Regions from separate parts of the Homo sapiens genome. Here region 2 is linked to region 1. A link is a loop called in an ENCODE intact Hi-C map of the cell type or tissue named here. Cell type or tissue: PC-9. All regions are shown on one strand. Links, peaks and the distances in the headings refer to the core of each region. The heading gives the core; the rest is flanking DNA. Region 1 has its middle 61 kb from the start of TFAP2C. Region 2 has its middle 170 kb from the start of TFAP2C.

Region 1 (5,370 bases), core at 76-5,075:
GATATTTAGTATCTGGCCCTTTATAGAAAACATTTTCTCTCTGAGCGTAGTGGCTCATGCCTGTAATCCCAGCACTTTGGGAGGCTGAGGTGGAAGAGTGACTTGAGCCCAGGAGTTTGAGACCAGCCTGGGCAATGTAGCAAGACACCCACCTCAATAGATACAATAGATAGATTATAGATGATACATTGATTAAATGTTTGCTGTCCCCCAACGTTGGGAATGTAAAGAAATTCCAGTGTCTTACTCCCAAGAGACTCTGATATAATTGCCCTGTGGGACAGCCTGAGCAGCACTGAGTCTTGCCGTGACATCCAGGCTGTAGTGCAGTGGCGCGATCTCGGCTCACTGCAACCTCTGCCTCCCGGGTTCGAGCAATTCTCCTACCTCAGCCTCCCAGGTAGCTGGGATTACAGGCTACCATGCCTGGCTAATTTTTGAATTTTTAGTAGAGACGGGGTTTCACCATGTTGGCGAGGCTGGTCTCAAAATCCTGACCTCAAGTGATCTGCCTGCCTCGGCCTCCCAAAGTGCTGGGATTACAGATGTGAGCCACTGCACCCGGCCAACACTGGCAGTTTTAACAGTGCCTTAGGCTGACAGCTGGGTACAATGGTGCATGCCTGTAACCCCAGCTACTAGGAGGCTGAGGCAGGAGGATCGCTTAAGCCTAGGAGTTTGAGGCTGCAGTGCACTGTGATTGTGCCTGTGAATAATCACAGCAACCTGGCGACAGAATGAGACCCTGTCTCAAAAAATAAGAGTGTCTTAGGTGATTCCACCACGGAGTCAGTGGTCAGCACTGAGAACCAGGATATTAAAGCCAAATTCGGCCAAAGGTAGTGTCTCAACATGTGCCCCCATACCATTCATTCTTTCCGTGTCAGGTAACACGTGGGTGATCTTCAGTGTTTTAAATCTGGGAGAGGGGACACATGGGTTTTAATTTTTGTTACATTTTGAAAATAGTTATAAGATTTACTTTAAAATAAAACTTGAGCTGGGCGTGGTGATGGGTGCCTGCATTCCCAGCTACTTGGGAGGCTGAGGCAGGAGGATCATTTGAGGTCAGGAGTTCTGGGCTGAAGTGTGTTAGCTATGCTGATCTGGTGTCCACACTAAGTTCAGCATCAAATATGTTGACCTCCCAGGAGCAGGTTGCCTAAAAGGAGGGGTGAACACGCCCAAGTTGGAAATGGTGCAGTTCAAAACTCCTGTGCTGATCAGTGGTGGGATGACGCCTGTGAATAGTCACTGTACTCCAGCCTGGGCAACATAGTCAGACCCCATCTCAAAAAAAAAAAAAAAACCAAAAAAAACAACCAGACAAACAGACAAAAAATTGAACTTGAATCGAAGACTTGGGGTGGACTTACCTGGTTTAGTCTCCGCATAGCCCTCTGGGGACTGGATTCCACTTTTCCTTTTACAGGTGAGGAAATGGAGCCCCTGTGGGGTTGAAGGACTTGCTCCAGGCTGCACAAAACCTCAGGCTGACTCTTTCCAAAGCAATGCTTGACTTCTTGGGAGGGTTTTTAATTTTTTTCCCCAACACCCTCCTTTCCTTGACAAGCTCCTGAATATCAGAGAAGGCCAGAGAGGATGGTGTCCTGTGTTCCTGAAGGCAGGAAGTGTTTATTGAGCCCCTACTAGCTGCAGAGCTAGGCATGAAACTGTCACAGTGAACAGAAAAGGGCCCTGCCTTATGGAGTTGGACGTCCACCGTGGCAGACAGGCCCCGCGGGGAGTTTGGGTGAAAAGTCGTTGAATGTCAGGCAAGCAGCGGCCCCGGTGCTGCTGACCTTGTCTGGGAGGATCAGGAAAGTTTCCTGGGGAAGAGGCAGGGAGATCTGAGCTGAAACATGGAGGATGAGGCTGTGGCTGCCTGTCTTTAGTGCATGGAAGAGAATTCCTGGCAGAGGGAATAGCACGTGTGAGGACCCAGCTGGGGAGTCCAGGGCTGGCACCTGGAGAGCTCTGGGAGGGGCTCTAGGTGGAGCTGGAGAGGGCAGAAGTGGGAGGGAGGAGGGAGGCAGGTTCCGCACCACCCCCAGGGGGTTAAATTAGACTGGTGAGTCAAGATTCCAAGAAGACGAATGGCTCTCCTGCCAGAATTTTAGGCAACTCCACATTCCAAGACAGCCCACAGCTTCCTCTAACAGCCACGCTGTTCCCAGCCCTGGTGGAGGAGGCAGGAGCCGGCCACTAGCTGGGACACTAGGTGAGAGGTTAGGCCTCAGGTTGGCATCTGGGTCGGATGACAGAGTCGGGTGGAGGAGTCCAAGACACTGGAGACCCTCAGGCCCAGGCTCAGGGTTCCCAGTCCTGCACCTGTTACCTGTCTGCATTTGCGTCCTTGGGAAACAAACTTTGAATCAGAGATTTATGTGCAGGCAGTTTAGTGGGGCGTTTTCTCAAGAGCTGCACCTGTGAGGGAGGGTAAGCAGCTGGGCTGCAGTGCTGAGGTCTCGGCTCTTCCTCATGGGAACTCTGAGCCAGGTGGGCGCTTAAGAGATGTTCCCAATCAATCAAGGCCAAAACTTATCTACCAGTCATCAGACGCAAGCTGTCCCTCAGGGAAGGGGCCACGGGATCAGATGAGGCAACTCTGAGGCTGAGGGCAATTCCTGGGGAGTTGCTTGGCTGTGAGCTGCCAGCTCCCGCTCCCAGCAGCCACAGGAATGGAGTGTCCTGGTCTGGAAGGGTGGATCTGCAACCACAGCATCCACTACAGCAGCTGTGTGACCTGGAGCACACAGCCTAACCTCTCTGAGCTTCCTTTAGGACCACAGCATCCGCTACAGCAGATGTGTGACCTGGAGCACATGGCCTAACCTCTCTGAGCTTCCTTTATGCAAAATGCAGTCACTGGGCTGTTGGAAGGATTCAGAATATTGCATATAAAGCACCTGGCCCCAGTCTTGAGCTCCAGGAAGCACCCAGGAAGTGTTTGTTTAGTTGAAAGGATCAGTGAATGTGTTGCTTCATAATGAGAATGAGTCTGAGAACCCCCTTTCTGGTGAAAAGATCACGGGCCCAGGAGTCAGGAGAGAGTGGTCGCTTCCAGCAGTAACTGGTTGTGTGACAGAAGTATGATAAGACCGTAGGCTTTACATTTAGCTCTCTGGGCGTTAAATTCTTTATCTTGTAAACAGGGATAATGACACCTGTGCCACCTTCTCCTAGGCTATCTCCTCCTCGGTGTTGGGAAACTGAATGGAGATCGTGCGATGGGAGGTGAAAGCTTTGAAAGGGAAAAGATATCATCAGTTTCTACAGGTGGGGTGGGCGTGGCAGCAGGTGGCAGAGCAGGAAGTGGCCTAGGTGAGCCAGAACCCTGGTCAGGCGTGAGTGCAGCCCTGCACCCACATAAGCTCACACGTTTGCACAGGCTCCCTGGCACATGCATGCCCCTGCATGCATGTACACACAATCATGTGTACCCCAGTAATGCACCCACTCACAACCACCAGAGCAAAACAAAGACAAGGAGTGGAGCTGTCTGTGGTGCACCTGGGGCCCCAGCTCCCCTCCCAGCCCATGACTACACTGTGGAGGGCTGAGGAATGGGGTTGCTGAGAAGGAGCCCAGGCTGGGGGCCATGTGCATGCGGGTCAGGCTGGCAAAGCCGTCTGCCTGCCTCTTGTTTTAGGCTGCCAGGCTGGGCAAAGGCCACGTGCTCGGTGGAAGAGCCCAAGCCAATGTAAATGGGCCCCTTTGGAAGTAGGGCTCATCTGGAGAGCAAGCAAGCAAAACAAGCTTAGCTTTTCATTTAGGGACCGTCACAGAAAACTCGGAAATGCACCAAAGAGTTAATGGTATTTGGCGCTGATCAGTGGCATTGAGGGTGCTTTCTATTTCCGTCCCTTTGATTCCACTCATTTTTCTATGTCAACATGCATTAGCATTGAATGATTATCAGGATCGTCAGTGTGGGTTGGCTGAAGATATTTGTTGATGGTGTTTGTCCAGCTCCTTTCCCTGCCCCCAGCGCCTCAGTGGCCCTCCTGTGCTCTGAGCGGTTCTGCTAGGACTGTGAATTGTGAAAGCTTGGACCCGGTGCTGTGAGGTGGGAGTGTGGGCTGGGCCTGGTAATCTGCAGCCCTCGTCCCCAAGTCCATGGGAATTGTCACATGGCCTGTGCTGGGCTAATCAGAATCCTGCCTTGTCATGTTATAGGCTGACCCTGGGGAGATAAGCTCTCCCTGAAATATTAACATTGTTTCTGGCCATGTTCCCTTTCCCTTCACCACCGAGAGAAGCAGGAGGGAGGGAGGGAGAGAGAGAGAGAGAGAGAAAGAATGATTGTAAGATATGATTCATTATTTTATGTACAACTGTGATGGTTAATTTCATGTGTTGACTGGGCTACGGGATGCCCAGATAGCCTGTAGAACATTAGTTCTGGGAGTGTCTGTGAGGGTGTTTCCAGAATAATTTAGCATTTGAGTCAGCAGACGGAGTGAAGAAGCTCTGCCCTCACCAACGTGGCCAGGCATCTTCCCATCAGTTGCGGGCCCAAATAGAACAGAATGGTGGAGGGAGAACTAGTTCCGTCTTCTGCAGCTGGGATGCTCATCTTCTCCTGCCCTTGGACATCGGAACTCCTGGTTGTCAGGGTTTTGGACTTGGACTGAATGACACCACCGGCTTTCCTGGCTCTCCCACTGGCAGATGGCAGATTGTGGGACTTCTGGGCTTCCATAATCCTGAAAGCTATTCCTATAATCAATCTCCTCTTATACGTCTATATGTATCCTATTGGCTCTGTTTGTCTGGAGGACACTGATTTGTACAATTAGGAAAGAAAAAAAGGCTACGAGTGAAACCATGTCTTTGGCTGTAAATCACATTCTAATTTCAGAGATATTAATACGTGAAAAACATGTACAGACATGCATTTAACGATGGGGTTACATTCTGAGAAATGCATCATTAAGCGATTTTTTTTGAGACAGAGTCTCGCTTTATCTCAACGGCGCGATCTTGGCTCACCGCAACCTCCGCCTCCCAGATTCAAGAGATTTTCCCACCTCAGCCTTTCGAGTAGCTGGGACTACAGGAGTGTGTCACCATGCCTGGCCAATTTTTGTATTTTTGTAGAGACGGGGTTTCGCTGTGTTAGCCAGGCTGGTTTGGAACTCCTGACCTTAGGTGATCCACACGCCTCAGCCCCTCAAAGTGCTGGGATTACAGGCATGAGCCACCACACCTGGCCTTTTAAGTGATTTTCTTGTGTGAATGTCATAGAGTGTACTTACACAAATCTAGATGGTATAGCTTACTACACACCTAGGCGTAATGGTATAGCCTGTGGCTCCTAGGCTACAAACCCGCATAGCACGTTACTATAGGCAATTTTAACATAAC
Region 2 (5,370 bases), core at 272-5,271, 110 kb after region 1:
CAGCATGAGTCCTGAATTCATTCAACATAAAAAAAAAAATCAAATCAGAAAGAAAAGAAAGAAGACAAATTCTTCCAGCCACATCTAATACAGGAAAAGGAAATATTTGCTTTCCCTACAGATTTTCTGGTCAGTTGCCTATGGTAGATTTTTTTTTTTTAATGGAGTCTCACTGTATTGCCCAGGCTGAGTGCAGTGACGCTATCCCAGCTCACTGCAAGCTCCACCTCCTGGGTTCACGCCATTCTCCTGCCTCAGCCTCCTGAGTAGCTGGGACTACAGGCACCCGCTACCACGCCTCTCTAATTTTTTTTTTGTATTTGTAGTAGAGATGGGGTTTCACCGTGTTAGCTAGGATGGTCTCAAACTCCTGACCTCGTGATCCACCCACCTCAGCCTCCCAAAGTGCTGGGACCACAGGCATGAGCCACTGCACCCGGCCGGATATTTTTTTTTTTTTTAAGATGGGTTCTTACTCTGTCACCCAAGCTGGAGTGCAGTGCCACAATCATGGCTCACTGCAGCCTCAACCTTCCAGGCTCCAGCAGTCCTCCCACCTCAGCCTCCCAAGTAGTTGGGACTACAGGCACATGCCATCACACCTGGCTACTTTTTGTATTTTTGATAGAGTTGGGGTTTCTCCATGTTGGCAAAGCTGGTCTCAAACTCCTGGGCTCAAGCGATCTTCCTGCCTCAGCCTCCCAAGGTGCTGAGATCACAGGTGTGAGCCACCGTGCCTGACGTATGGTGGAATTTTAACAATGCCAAATGCTTAGGGCCGACCTTTTGGTCTAGGAACATGGAAATGTTACGTGTAGCCACCAGGATTAAATGAAGAGAAAGTCGGCTAGTGGGTGTCCTGATAGAGTACCTCATTCCCAGCTCTTACTTGGAATTTTTGGGTTGATTCGCATGGCTGCTTCTCAAAAACTTTCTTCTCACGTGGTGGCCAGGACTTTGTGGGCCTAAGCCCCGTCCAGAGCTGTGGCGATCTCCCGGGCACTCGAATTTCATTTCTCCTTGGCCGTGTTCCTGGTACTTCAATAAAAAAAATCTGAAAAGCACGGGGAGTTTATCTCTTCAGCTACAAATGTCTTTCATTTCTCCGGAAAGAAATGAAAACACACACTGCCATGTAATGATGTTTACCGAAAAAAACAATCTCCCTGTAAAATCAACAGACAAAACCTGTATAAAATGGATCATTCAGCGGCTTCCTTGCAAACTCTACACCTTAATCCCTGCCACCAGCCTGTGCACCTTGAGCTCTTTGGCATTTTGTTTGTTTTACTTTCTTGAAAGCGCATGAGTGGAAAGAGGCATGTCCACAATTGTGTGGGTGAGCAGCGAGGAGACATTCTCCAAATAGCTCATCAGAGCATCCATCAATAGACGTTTTTCTCCTCGGCTCATGGCAGCGAATCAAATATTTAAATGTGATTTTTAGACTTAAAGGCACATGAAGCAATTTGTTTGACGAAGGAGGGAGTGGGTTGGAAAACTCTGCTCTGATGATGGGGAGAATTTTCTGCAGGGCTGAAGCTAACTCACCTGTGACACATGTTGCCTACAAATTGGGGTGCCCCTATCATGTAACAAAGGCCCCTTTGTGGAGGGGGTCAAGGCTGCACCCCATCAGTGGGCTCGGGGGCTGTAGTCTCCTTGGCGACAAGTCCTTTGCCCTGACAACGTCCACCTCCCGGGGATGTTCCCCACGGCAGCTTTTTGAGTTGAGTGCTGACAACTCCGATTTGCCAGCGAAGGGGGAAAAAATCAAAAATGATTCATCCGCCTGCTCAGCGTAGTGGGAAAGGGACTGACGGGGCCTTCAGCCGCTCGGCATCTCACCGTGGCAGAGGGAAATGCTAACAGGAGCAGACAACCACGGTGGAACTGGGGGTTGGGGGCACAGGAGCAGGAGAACGGAACACGAGAGGATCTGAGAGGGGCACGCCAAGTGGGTTCAGGCAAGAGACCCCGAGAGGCTCGTTTCGCCAAAGCATCACCTTGGGAGCCCCGCACCTGCCTCGTCTGGGCCAGTGCTCCCCGAGGTTGGTGGTCCTATGAGAGCTGCCGTTCTTAGGCTGGGACTGGTAGCCCCAATGTAATTTGGTACCCAGGTGGACATTTTTATTACAAAAATGCATAGTAGTGAAAACACAACTAGCATCCAAAAATTATGCTTTCAGGTGCTATTTTTTTTTTAGTAGAAATAACGACAATCCTTACCCGGGAAGCAGTCATTATTGCTGGCCAGGCCATGTTCCAAGTGATAAGCACAAGCCTCTGTTTTTATGGATGGGCGAATGCATACAGGTCTAAGACTCCAGTGGTTGGCCGGGCATGGTGGCTCACGCCTGTAATCCCAGCACTTTGGGAGGCCGAGGTGGGCGGATCACTTGAGCTCAGGAGTTGGAGACCAGCCTGGCTAACATGGCGAAATCCCATCTCTACAAAAAATACAAAAATTAGCTGGGCCTGGTGGTGCACGCCTGTAATCTCAGCTACTTAGGAGGCTGAGACACTCGAGAATCACTTGAACCCGGGAGGTGGAGGTTGCAGTGAGCCGAGATCGCGCCACTGCACTCCAGCCTGTGTGACAGAGCAAGACTCCTTCTCAAAAAGAAAAGAAAAAAAAAGACTCTAAAGAGTCCCATGAAAAGTTACCAACATTCCCATGTTACAGATGAGAAAGCCACCGATGCCAAAGAAATTACATCAATTTCTCCACACTCATCGTCCCAGGTGTTGATTTGTTGATTTTTATAAACCAATCATAACCAGTTCAGCCTTTTTTTTTTTTTTTTTTTTTTGAGACGGAGTCTCGCTCTATCGCCCAGGCTGGAGTGCGGTGGCACGATCTCGGCTCACGGCAAACTCCGCCTCCCGGGTTCGCGCCATTCTCCTGCCTCACCCTCCTGAGTAGCTGGGACTACAGGCGCCGCCACCACGCCCGGCTGATGTTTTGTATTCTTAGTAGAGATGGGGTTTCACCGTGTTAGCCAGGACGGTCTTGATCTCCTGACCTCGTGATCCGCCCGCCTCGGCCTTCCAAGATGGTCTCGATCTCCTGACCTCGTGATCTGCCCACCTTGGCCTTCCAGGATGGTCTCGATCTCCTGACCTCATGATCCGCCCCCGCCTCGGCCTCCCAAAGTGCTGGGATTACAGGCGAGAGCCACCGCGCCCGGCCAGTTCAGCCTTCTTCTCCCTCCACACGCCATCCGGGGGGTGCTCAGTGGAGACCTGTTGACTCACAGCTCTGTCAACTCATGAGCCCCGTGTGTTTCCCGTCCTTTTTCTTGGGCCGACTGTATGACTTGGCTTATGTAAACCCGGCTCATCAAAATCGTAACAGATGTCTATCCCACAGCAAGGCTCACGTTCCCTCTTCCAGAAAAGCCTGCTTTTCTACATTTAGGAAATGGTGACGCAGGTAAAACACAGCAATTTGATCAGTCATGGTTTAGAAAGCATTTCACCTTCTGTGGGGTCAATTCCAAGGCAACAGGCAAGCTTGGGAATGTGTGCAGTCCCAGGCAAGGCGTCTGCGTGAACAGGGGAGCCCCCACCGTCAAGCTGCTGCCTTTAGCATCTCGCATTCCTAGCTCTCAGCTCCCCGCAGGACAAAAGGCTGCTTTCCTTCCCTGCCTCTGAGGTTAACAATCGGCCCATTCACACTCCCGACCTGTCTGGTAGCTGCTGGAAAACAGGTCCGTGCAACACAAGCAGGCACAATCCTCACACAAACATTTCCCCGCATTCTCGCACTGCCAATGCACTCAGCACACATCCACATACTCACACACAGACGCTTACACACATACACACACCCTTATGGTTATTGATGCACACCCAGACACACTCTCACATGCAAGCACACACTCTCATACACTTTTATACACAAACACAGTCTCACACAACACTCTCCCTCTACACACACACACACCCAGAAAATGCGAACTCACACACACACGCACACACATGCTTTCTCACACACATACACTTGCTTCTTCTGGGCCAGTGTTCCCCAAGGTTGGTGGGACTCGTGCACACACACTCTCACACACATGCTCATGCACTCACACACAGACACAGTCACACACACACACAGACACAGACACACTCTCATTCCTATGCACATGCACACACACTCCCCTCACACACTCACAGGCACACACTCCCTCCCCCCACACACTCACACACACACTCCCTCCCCCCACACTCACACACAGACACACTCACAGACACACTGCCTCCCGCACACACTCACACACAGACACATTCACAGACACACACTCCAACCCCGACACACTCACACACAGACACACTCACACACTCCGATCCCTACACACACACAGACACTCACAGATACTCCCTCCCCCACACACAGACACACTCACTCCCCCCCACAGACACACTCACAGACACACACTTCCTCCCCCTCACACACACAGACACACTCACACACACTCTGACCTCGACACACACTGAAAACCCTGGTAGGGACCAGGTGTGGATATGCAGATTTCATGGTCCAAGCTGAGGAAAACCTTGTAAATTGATGGTCAGTGAATTAATCAAAAAGCCTCTACTGGGCACCAGGCTGCAGGCTCCATGCTGGGGCCTGGGGAGCCCAAATCAGGAGAGAGGCGGTGGTGAGGCAGCTGGGCACAGACCGATGGATCAGGACCCACATCCCTCCAATCTCCAAGGACCTGGAGTCTCTTCTCAGCCTCAGTTTCCCCAGGTATAGTGACTCAATCCCCTCACTTCCTTCCTTTCTGTGGTGCCAAGGGGCTCGACACCCCTGGGCAGGGAGATGGGTGCCTTCTGATCCATGGTGAAGCCTTGCCTGGCTTGCTCTGGGAGAGGCAAGCAGGTAGCCAGCGCCTCAGAGGCACAGGGCCTTTGCAGCAGTGGCGCCACATGCCGGCAGCCTCCCCCAGGGTGAGGTGGCCTATTATACACACTGGCTCTGGGGCCAGGTGAGTGGCCTGTGTTCAAATCCTGCCTCTGCCACTTATAAGCTCAGCAGCCTTAGGCAAAATGCTGGGCCTCTCTGCAGCCGTCTTACTTGCAGGGCACGGATGATGCTGGCTCACCCGTTCCTCGGGAGAGTGAGTGAGTGAGTTCACAGAGAGCCCTGGGGACAGCGGGGGCTCAGCTCAGCACCCTGCCTCCTGCCTCAGGTTGGACCTTGTCCCTGGCTACCTCCTTCTCCCCCCAGCATGGCCCCTTATCTGGCCCTCCTTCCTCAGAGAGGCCTGCCCGGGCCACCTGGCGAGTGTAGCTTGGTCCCTGTGGCCTCATAGTACCCTCCTTTTTTTTTTTTTTTTTTTGAGACTGGCGTTGCTCTGTAGCCCAGGC

Evidence for each region. A loop is a pair of places that touch in the nucleus more often than their neighbours do. Peaks named below come from ENCODE experiments on the same cell type or tissue, not always from the same donor. Only the 100,000 strongest peaks of a DNase experiment are listed, where the experiment ranks them.
Region 2: a loop joins it to region 1, with 7 times the contacts of the local background. A loop is called at or near these places in 1 of 110 quality-filtered maps.

Annotation. Positions count from the first base shown.
Region 1 is chr20:56,687,402-56,692,771 of GRCh38, forward strand. It overlaps the pseudogene RN7SL170P. Among named protein-coding and RNA genes, the nearest start is that of TFAP2C, 61 kb to the left of the region's middle. RefSeq lists an enhancer at 2,890-3,485. In PC-9, for the core only: no CTCF peak of the experiment used is centred there; DNase peaks (open chromatin) are centred at 1,490, 2,130, 2,970 and 3,260; H3K4me3 peaks cover 2,471 bases; H3K27ac peaks cover 4,583 bases.
Region 2 is chr20:56,801,189-56,806,558 of GRCh38, forward strand. No RefSeq gene overlaps it. Among named protein-coding and RNA genes, the nearest start is that of TFAP2C, 170 kb to the left of the region's middle. RefSeq lists a silencer at 3,445-3,739 and an enhancer at 3,453-4,324. In PC-9, for the core only: no CTCF peak of the experiment used is centred there; a DNase peak (open chromatin) is centred at 3,393; H3K4me3 peaks cover 1,306 bases; H3K27ac peaks cover 1,787 bases.